2 separate regions of the Homo sapiens genome follow, and region 2 is linked to region 1. Evidence: chromatin contacts called from ENCODE Hi-C or POLR2A ChIA-PET data. All regions are on one chromosome and are shown on one strand. Each heading gives the region's core, a stretch centred on a gene start or an enhancer-like site at or near the end of the contact. The rest is flanking DNA. Distances are from core to core; before and after follow the strand shown.

What was found. A loop is a pair of places that touch in the nucleus more often than their neighbours do. ChIA-PET counts read pairs that join two places held with the same protein, here RNA polymerase II (POLR2A). Pooled maps may share reads with other maps.
Region 2: a pooled map shows a loop between it and region 1 (2.3-fold over the local background). The contact joins the promoter of RAB39A here to the enhancer-like site in region 1. A Hi-C loop is called at or near these places in 1 of 50 pooled maps. POLR2A ChIA-PET finds 5 or more read pairs at or near these places in 2 of 52 experiments (Panc1 and WTC11).

The regions. Positions count from the first base shown.
Region 1 is chr11:108,068,085-108,072,444 of GRCh38, reverse strand. It overlaps CUL5 (cullin 5), which reads right to left. Exons shown (of 19, transcript NM_003478.6): 8 at 2,256-2,349; 9 at 1-113. Among named protein-coding and RNA genes, the nearest start is that of ACAT1, 51 kb to the left of the region's middle. Within about 2 kb of position 2,289, at least 3 of the 41 ENCODE cell types and tissues checked have a DNase peak (open chromatin) inside an H3K27ac peak, as active enhancers do.
Region 2 is chr11:107,925,737-107,930,548 of GRCh38, reverse strand. RAB39A (RAB39A, member RAS oncogene family) reads right to left here and starts at 2,101. Exons shown (of 2, transcript NM_017516.3): 1 at 1,754-2,101. The coding sequence starts at 1,980. RefSeq lists silencers at 1,626-1,845, 1,876-2,365.

The sequences.
Region 1 (4,360 bases), core at 1,040-3,539:
AGCTGCTACCATATCTGCCAGGCCAGCACTAATGATATGTTCCTCCAAGTCTTTCAACATTGGCTCTATACCATTAGGAACTTTGTCCATCAATGAAAACATTAAATGTAATTCTGGAAGGAGAGAACACATTCATGTAATCATTTCATTTACTAGAGTAAGAGTTTAGAGAAACATTAGTTAAGTTTGTAATGTTAATAGTATTCTGTGGATACAATGCCATTAGGAGTAGTTGTTCGTTTTTTTGTTGTTGTTTTTTTGTTTTTGAGACAGGGTCCCAGTCTGTCACCCAAGCTGGAGTACAGTGGCTCGATCACGGCTCACTGCAGCCTTGACCTCTTGGGCGCAAGCAATCCTCCCATCTCAGCCTCCTGAGTAGCTGGGACCACAGGCACATGTCACCATGCCTGGCTAATGTTTTTTGTAATTTTGTAGAGACAGGGTCTCCCAATGTTGCCCAAGCTGGTCTCAAACTTCGGGGCTCACACAATCCTCTCGCCTTGGTCTCTCAAAGTGCTGGGATCATAGGTATGAGCCACTGTACTTAGTCTAAAAATTATGTTTAAAAAAAAATCGAATTAAAAGTGATCAGGCTGGGTGTGGTGGTTCACGCTTGTAACTCCAGCACTTTGGGAGGCCAAGGTGGGAGGATCATTTGAGCCCAGGAGTTAAAAAGACCAGTCAGGGCAACATGGCAAAACCCATCGTTACACAAAAACAAACAAACAAAATTAGCTGGGTGTGGTGGTGCATGTCTTTGGTCCCAGATACTTGGGAGGCTGAAGTGTGAGGAATGCCTAAGCCCAGGAGGCTGAGGCTGCAGTGAGCCGTGATTGCACCATTGCACTCAGCCTGGGTGACAGGGCAAGACGGTCTCAAAAAATAAAAATAAAAAAAGTGATCAAATACTGCAAAACCCAACTCCTTTCTTTAAAAGGTCAGTCATTTGGCCAGAAGCAGTGGAGATCAGCCTGGGCAACAAGGTGGGGCTCTGCCTCTACAAAAAATACAAAAATTAGCCAGGCATGGTGGTACACGGCTGTAGTCCCAGCTACTCAGTGGGCTGGGAGGTGGGAGGATCGCTTGAGCCCAGGAGGTCAAGGCTACAGTGAATTGTGATCGTGCCATCGAATTCCAGGTTGGGCAACACAGCGAGACCCAGTCTCAAAAGAAAAGGTGAGTCATTTGGTTTTCAGTGCAAAGGAATATTTATTTACACACAAGATTAGTTTATTTCATAAGGTAGTTGTAATACTACATATACAGCCATATCATCAAAAGGTAAAAAACATGAGTAATAATTACGAAAGCAACTATATTAGAGATTAGAATATAAAACTGTATTCATAAATAATTTTTCAATTTACAAAGCACTTTTTCATGTTATGCCATTTTATTGACCTTCACAAAAACCCTACCTCACGGTACTGATTACCACTAAATAAATCCTTTTGAAAAGAGTGCAACATAGATCAGACATAACTCTAATTAGACTGGCACACAGAATACAAGTATTTTGTTTACGCCAATAAAGCAGCTTGCTTTTTACTACTGAATTACTCCTAAAAAGTGTATGAACTTAAGTGAATTGAAATATGCACTTTAAATGCAACTAGAGATTAAACAGGACCTTGCAGTTAGATATAATAAAACCTGGAAACTCAGTAGAAGTACGTTATTTAAAAAACAAAAGCAAAAAAATGTTAAAAGCAGTTTTACTGGGGTAGTAGGTATATGTACAATTTTTTTTTTTAGTTTGTTATATACTTGCTACCTCTCAAAACACATCTTTTTAAGAAAACATTGAAGTAATAAAAAAATCCTTTAGAAATCTTATAAAGTATTTTGGGGGACAGAGATGACTATTAACAGGGAGTGTTTTATTACATTCTAAAAAGATTCATCACAAGGTTCCACACAAAAGTCAAATACCTGGTTCTAATCTATAACATATGTTTCCAGTTTAAACTGGCCTTTAAAAGCAGTGTCTTGCTTTTGAGAAAAAAGTAGAAATTCACCATACACATACACAGATGTTGATAGCTAAGAGGGAAAATGCTTAAAATTTAAGTTTATATACTCTTAGCAGTGCCTCTGTGTTAAATATTTTATCTATTTCCTTAAGTATAGTTCACTCTAACAGTTCCACATATACCTATGTGGAAAAGAATTAACTAAGAGCAACTTAGTAAGTGATTTGTTTCAAAGATACCCTCTTAGAAGATTATGATAACTTTATGTGATGTTTTACCTACTTTCAGTTTCATTTCTCTTGATCATGCCTTGGCACTCAGCTAAGATAGTCTCTTTAAATGATGTCACCAGGGCATTTACACAGCATTCCATGAGCTGAAATATATCAAAAATTAGTCAAGGCTACTATAAGCTGTATAGCACAAATCTATTCTAACTCACAAAATAAAACAATATTGTTCAACAAAAAAAAAATTATACTGAAAGTAGATTTCACTTACCTTAACTATAGGATTATTGAAGATGGATATGCTATACTAGTTTACCAAAGTGTATTTTCCCCTAAGGAAAAAAACTATAGAACTAGACTCTCTTTAGAAATTTTAACAAAAGTCCTCAAGGAGGGGAGAGAAAAATATACAAAACCAAACTTTGATTAACTCTTCCTGTCTGGAGAGAACCTGTTTTAAAATTAGGTTATAAAATTCTAGAAGTGTGAATACATTCATTCAACAAACCATTATTGGATGCCTACTACGTGCAGGCACTAAGGAAGTATTTAAGAGACAAGAATAAGATATAATTCCTGCTCTCGAAGAGATCACTGTCTAATTGAGAGTGAGGAGGGCAGTAAACCTACACTGCTAACTAAATATAACTCAGTTAAGTGGCATCACACACATACACAAACACACACAAAATAAAAAAAAACTTAGAAACTACTTTTTTCTAGGGTAGTTAAAATGGCCTCATCCACAAGTTGGTATCTAAATGGGATCCTGTAAAGTAAGTACAAGCCCTAAAATAGGTTACGTATTCTAGGAATACCAGGAAGCTTAAAATGGTAGAGAAGAAACAGACAGTGGAAGAGAAGGCTAGAAAGATAGGCTGCAACCAGATTATGAATGAAAATCTATGATTTGGGGTTTTATTTCATAGGTAGGGAAGGAAGAACAAAGGAAGGTTTTTTTGTTTGTTTAAGAGACAGAGTCTTGCTCTGCTGCCCAAGCTGGAGTACAGTGGCATTACTACATAGCTACTATCATACCTCACTACAGCCTTGAACTCCTAGGCTCAAGTGATCCTCCTGCCTCAGCCTCTTGAGTAGCTAGGACTACAGGGATGTACTATCAAGTCTGGTTAATTTTTTAAACTTTTCTGTAGAGATGATGTCTTGCTATGTTCCCCAGGCTGGTCACAAACTCCTGGTCTCACATGATCCCCCTGTCAGTCTCCCAAAGTGTGGGATTACAGGTGTGAACCATCAGGCCTGGCCCCAAGGAAGTTTTAAACAGAGGATAAATGTAATGAGATTCTCCTCTCCTCAAGTCATTATTAAAGATCAGTATAATGGTAGTAAGGCAGGTGGTAAGGAGTGGGTGGTTGGGATATGGTAACGAGGCTGTTGAACTATTTCAGGTAAGATAGCAAGGGTCTAGTGCTCTAGGAGGCCATCAGGAAAATCTAAATGAGGCAGAAGATATCATGTCATCTCTGCTCCCTCGTGTCATGTAATTATTTACTTCTCTTTTGGGGATCAGATGAAATTAATAGGTTGTGAGGACTAAAGTTAAGTACAATAAGGCTGATATATTTCTTCTGAAAAACAAATCATCTATCTGTAAATTAAGGGAGGCAATTATGTGTCCCTTAAAAATTTTTTATTAAAAATTCCTTTGGAATTGACATAATGTTGGTAACTACTAAAGCTGAATTTAGGTAATGGGGATTCATTATACTGTTCTTCCTACATTGTAAAAATGCTTAAAATTTTCCGAATAAAGAATTTTCTGTGGTCCCTGCGAGTTGGGGGGCTGAGGTGGGAGGGTCAGTTAAGCTCAGGAGGTCAAGGCTGCAGTAAGCCTTGATCATGTCACTGCAGTGTAGTCTGGGCGACAGAGCAAGACTGTCACAAAACAAAACAAAACAAAACAAAAAAAAAGGTTTTTTCAGGCTCCTCTACAAGAATGATGCTGATGACTTTTAAATGCATATATCCATGTATATTTCTGTCCTAAGAAAATAATACACATGGCTGGGCGTGGTGGCTCATAGCCTATAATCCCAGCACTTTGGGAGGCTAAGGCGGGCGGATCACCTGAGGTCAGGAGTTCAAGACCAGCCTGACCAACACAGAGAAACCCCATCTCTACTAAAAATTAGCCGG
Region 2 (4,812 bases), core at 852-3,351, 140 kb after region 1:
TAAACACAATAAGATTTTATTACCCATGTGTCTTGTAGTTGCAACTCAAAGTAGCTGTTAGAAGTTTAAGACATAAAGGTTTTTATTGTATTCACTTCAGAGGGGGGGTCAAGAGCTAACAGCAAATGCTTTTTTTCTGAGCCTGATATATCGCAAAGTTTACCTCTGATTGAGATCACATGTGAAGGAATTGGCAATCAACTTAGAATGGTAAAACTGGAAGGAATGTTAGAGATCACGACGACTTTCATTTTACAGATGAGGAATCAAACATTTGAAAAATTATTTTAATAAAAGGAGGCTTCTTGAAAAGGAAAAACATTTTTCATGGAATTCTACGTGTTGTACAAATCCAATCAATAATCTTTTAACACCTCTCTGAAGCGCTGGCCTTACCATCTTTCCACTTCACACACACGAAAACTAAGGTATAAGCAAGCTAAGCAGTTCACTCATTATCTCTATGAATCAGCATCATTGCTAGGAACGGAAGCCAAAACTTTGAATGTTGGACCATTCTCACAGATGTAGGCTGATCTCATTCGCAGTGATGCTGGCTGGGGGCGAGGGGAAGCCATGTTTGGGAAGTCCCCTCATGGAACACTGCATTTCACAAGCAGAGTACTTGCTGACTAACGCAAAATGCTTCCTTAAATGAGTTCCAATGGATAATGCAGTCTTTAAGAAACAGAACAGTACAATACATCAGTTTCACCATCTTCCTCTAAAACGAAGTGCCTTTGAATCCTAGACATTTAAAATTTGCTTTAAACCTGCTTCCATCTCAAATATTCAGGAAATGCATATAATTTCATTTACTTTTTATTTACACAAGTCGCCTTTGTGAAACCCTTCATGTCCCCAGCGGATATTTAGGAGGAGACTATTCATTTGGATCCCTCCTTCTGTCTTTAGAAATATTATCACCCTGGAACGTTAAGTACTGATCATAAGCAAAATTAAAGTTCCTGGCGAATCTCAATATATGTCTTTTTCCCACCAAACATGACAAACTTCTAAAGACAACTCAACCCTTCACATACACACACACACACACACACACCCTCAGCTGTGCCAGTGTCCCTGATGTTGCATCTAGTTAACCTACAAGACCCATTCCCACGGGTCATGACCCAGTATTTCTGATGACCACATTCAGTGCTGTGAGGTGCCCAAACCATTACCGCATCCACCTCTCTGTGAACCATGCCCAGTGAGCTCATGCAGGAACCTGGGTTGGAGCGCTCCTTGCTGTGAAGCTAAAGGATCCATCACGAATCTGGGAACCCTCCCTCGCGGTTCTCCCCGGCCACACAGCGTGGGAGCCGCTGGGTTAGGGTAGGAAAAGGGGCGCCTGCTTGGAGGAGGGTGGTCGGGTCATGCTGTGCGCAGCCAGGGAAGCCGAGTTTGGGAAGAAGGCAGCCGGGGAGCCGGAGGGGATAAAAATACCCACAGGGGCTGAAAGAGTTGGGGAAGAGGGGGCGGCGAGGACGACCCCGGTTCAGGCGGGAAAGGAAAGATGGAAAGGGGGCGCAGGAAATGGGCGCCAAAGAAAGAAGTGAGAAATTGCGGAGGAGGAAGTCGTCCCTGGAAGAGGAGGGGCAAAGGGGAAGCGAGAATGGAGTGTTTGCACTTTCGAGAGGGAAGGGCCAGAGCCTCTCCCGACCAGGGCCGGCGGGGCGGACGCCTGGGGAAGGGGCGTCCGGGCGGGCTGAGGGGGCGGCGCGGTGCCCAAGGTCCCCGGGGTCCCTACCTGAACCGCTCCTGTCCCGCCGTGTCCCAGAGCTGTAGCTTGATCCTCTTGCCCGGCTCGATCTCCAGCAGGCGGGAGAAGAAGTCCACGCCGACGGTGGGGTCGCAGGCGGGGGAGCGCAGCCCGGGGAAGCGGCCCTGGGTGAAGCGGTGCAGGAGGCAGGACTTGCCCACGGTGGAGTCCCCGATCACGATGAGGCGGAACTGGTAGATCCAGATGGTCTCCATCGCTCACGTGCCCCGCTGGCTCCCGGGCCGCCCCACCCGCGGGCTAAGTTCGGCGGCGGGAACTGTCCTTTCAGCACCTCGCGGGCGCCCGCCCGCCGCCTTCCAGCATATTCCTGCGGCTGCGGCCGCCGCCTGGTGCCCGCCCTCTCGGGAGAGAGAGGCGGGGCCAGGCCCGGCTAGGGGCGGGGCCTCTGGACGGGGGCGGGGCGGGGGCGGTGGCGCGTGGGAGGGGGAAGCAGGTTTGCTGCCGCGAACTCCCGCCCCTGACCGGCTGCAAATCACTCTCCCTCAACGCTCACTGGGCGCCGGCAGGAAAGTGGGCGTGGCGGGAAGACGTGACAGCAGCAACAACCAAGGAAAATGAAGCAAGGTCTCAACTCCGGGAGGGTCAGCCAATGAAAAGTGAGAGTCGTTTTCTTACAGGCGTCAGGGCGGGTTGGTCAGATTAGGGCTCTGATTTTGGAAGTCCCTGAGGCCATAACTTGGGTCATTGCTTTGATTCCTCTTTTTTTTTTGTCCCCCAGGCTGGATTGATGTGGTGAGATCTCGGCTCATTGCAGCCTCAAGCGATCTGCCCACCTCAGCCTCCCAAGCAGCGGGGACCACGGGTGTGAGCCATCACACCTGGCTAATTTTCTTCTGGGTTAAAAAAAAATTTTTTTTTTAGAGATGTGGTCTCGCTATGTTGCTTAGGCTGGTCTCAAACTCCTAGGTTCAAGCGATCCATCCACCTCAGCCTCCTGAGTAGCTGGGACTACAGGCGGGGGCCACCACATCCCGCTAATTTTCTAACTTTTTGTAGAGATGGGGTCTTGCTGTGTTGCCCAGGCTGGTCTCGAACTCCTGACCTCAAGTGATCCTCCAGGCTCAGCCTCCCAGTGCTGGGATTACAGGTGTGAGCCACCACACCCTGCTTTCTTGTCTTGATGAGAGCCACCTCCAAGGCATTTTAAGGTGAAGGAGTTTTGGGCAGGATTGAAATAAATTTGCACAGCCAGTTCTGGGTGCTTCTAGCAAGGGCTCTGGCTGTTGCTGCGTGCTGCCACTGTCTGTTCTTCACTGCTATGAGTACCACAGAAGAGTGAGAAACGCCAAGTATCATCCCCATACCCTCTGGGGCCCTCCAACCCTGGGGACAGTGGCAAAAAAAAAAAAAAAAAAAAAAGCCGGGGAAATGTTGAGAAGCTCATGAAATTTTCAGCTCTCCTTGGTCTCCATTGTTTAAGTCAGAAAAAAGCGAACAGGTGGTCTCTTAGCTCATGTCTGATTAATGATGTAAGTAAACAAAGCAGAACTTAAATTCTGGTGAGATCTTACTACTTTCTTGTGCCTTTCCTCAAATTGAGTAATAGTGACGTCAAGGTTTATCTTTAAAAAGTGAAACAGTTTAAAAGTGTGTGTTAGGCCGGGCGCGGTGGCTCACGCCTGTAATCCCAGCACTTTGGGAGGCTGAGGCGGGTGGATCACCTGAGTCAGGAGTTCGAGACCAGCCTCAACATGGAGAAACCCCGTCTCTACTAAAAATACAAAATTAGCCGGGCGTAGTGGTGCATGCCTGTAATCTCAGCCACTCGGGAGGCTGAGGCAGGAGAATTGCTTGAACCCGGGAGGCAGAGGTTGTGATGAGCTGAGATCGTGCCATTGCACTCCAGCCTGGGCAACAAGAGCGAAACTCCATCTCAAAGAAAATAAATAAATAAATAAAAGTGTGTGTTTAGGCCGGTCGCAGTGGCTCACGCCTGTAATCCCAGCACTTTGGGAGGACGAGGCGGGCAGATCGCCTGAGGTCAGGAGTTCGAGACCAGCCTGGCCAACATGGCGAAACTTCGTCTTTATTAAAACTACAAAAATGGCCGGGTGCAGTAGTTCATGCCTGTAATCCCAGCACTTTGGGAGGCCGAGGTGTGTGGATCACAAGGTCAGGAGTTCAAGACCAGCCTGGCCAAGATGATGAAACCTCCTCTCTACTAAAAATACAAAAATTAGCCACGCACGGTGGCAGGCGCCTGTAATCCCAGCTACTCGGGAGGCTGAGGCAGGAGAATCGCTTGAACCTGGGGGGCAGAAGTTGCAGTGAGCTGAGATGGTGCCACTGCACTCCAGCCTGGACGACAAAGCAAGACTCCTCGTCTCAAAAAAAAAAAAAAAAAAAAAAAGCTACAAAAATTAGCCAAGCATGGTGGCACATGCCTGTAACCCCAGGTACTTGGGAGGCTGAGGCAGGATAATCGCTTGAACCCGGGAAGTGGAGGCTGCAGTGAGCCGAGATTGTGCCATTGCACTCCAGCCTGGGCAACGAGAGCAAAACTCCGTCTCAAAAAAAAAAGTGTGTGTTTACCAAAACAAAATTTTCAACAATTCCACTTTTTTCTTGTGCACATCCCAAATTCTTATATCGATATTCATCCCTATTTCCTTTGCTGTTTTGGAGGAATTGGTGTTGGCTGTGTTTAATCCCCTTTCACTTATCTTTTTGGGGCTTTTCCCAACAGTTGACTTTTATTTCATACCTTTTATACCTTGAATCTCCCCTTCTCCAGTGGCTTCTGCTCCTCAGCCTATAAACATGCTCAATTATCTACAATTCTAAAACTAAGCAAAACACCTCTTCATTACGCTTCCCCTTCAGATTGTTGACTCCTCCATCATTCTCCTTTTCAAATATCAGAAATGATGATCTATTATCATTTCTCATCTACCAGTTAGTCTTCAAGGAGGCTTATATACCCCTAACATACTCTCTGTGCCTAATATACCACTGCTTTTGATAAGGCTGTCAGGGACATCCTAATTATTAAATCCAAGCCCCCACCCCCACCATCCTCACCACCA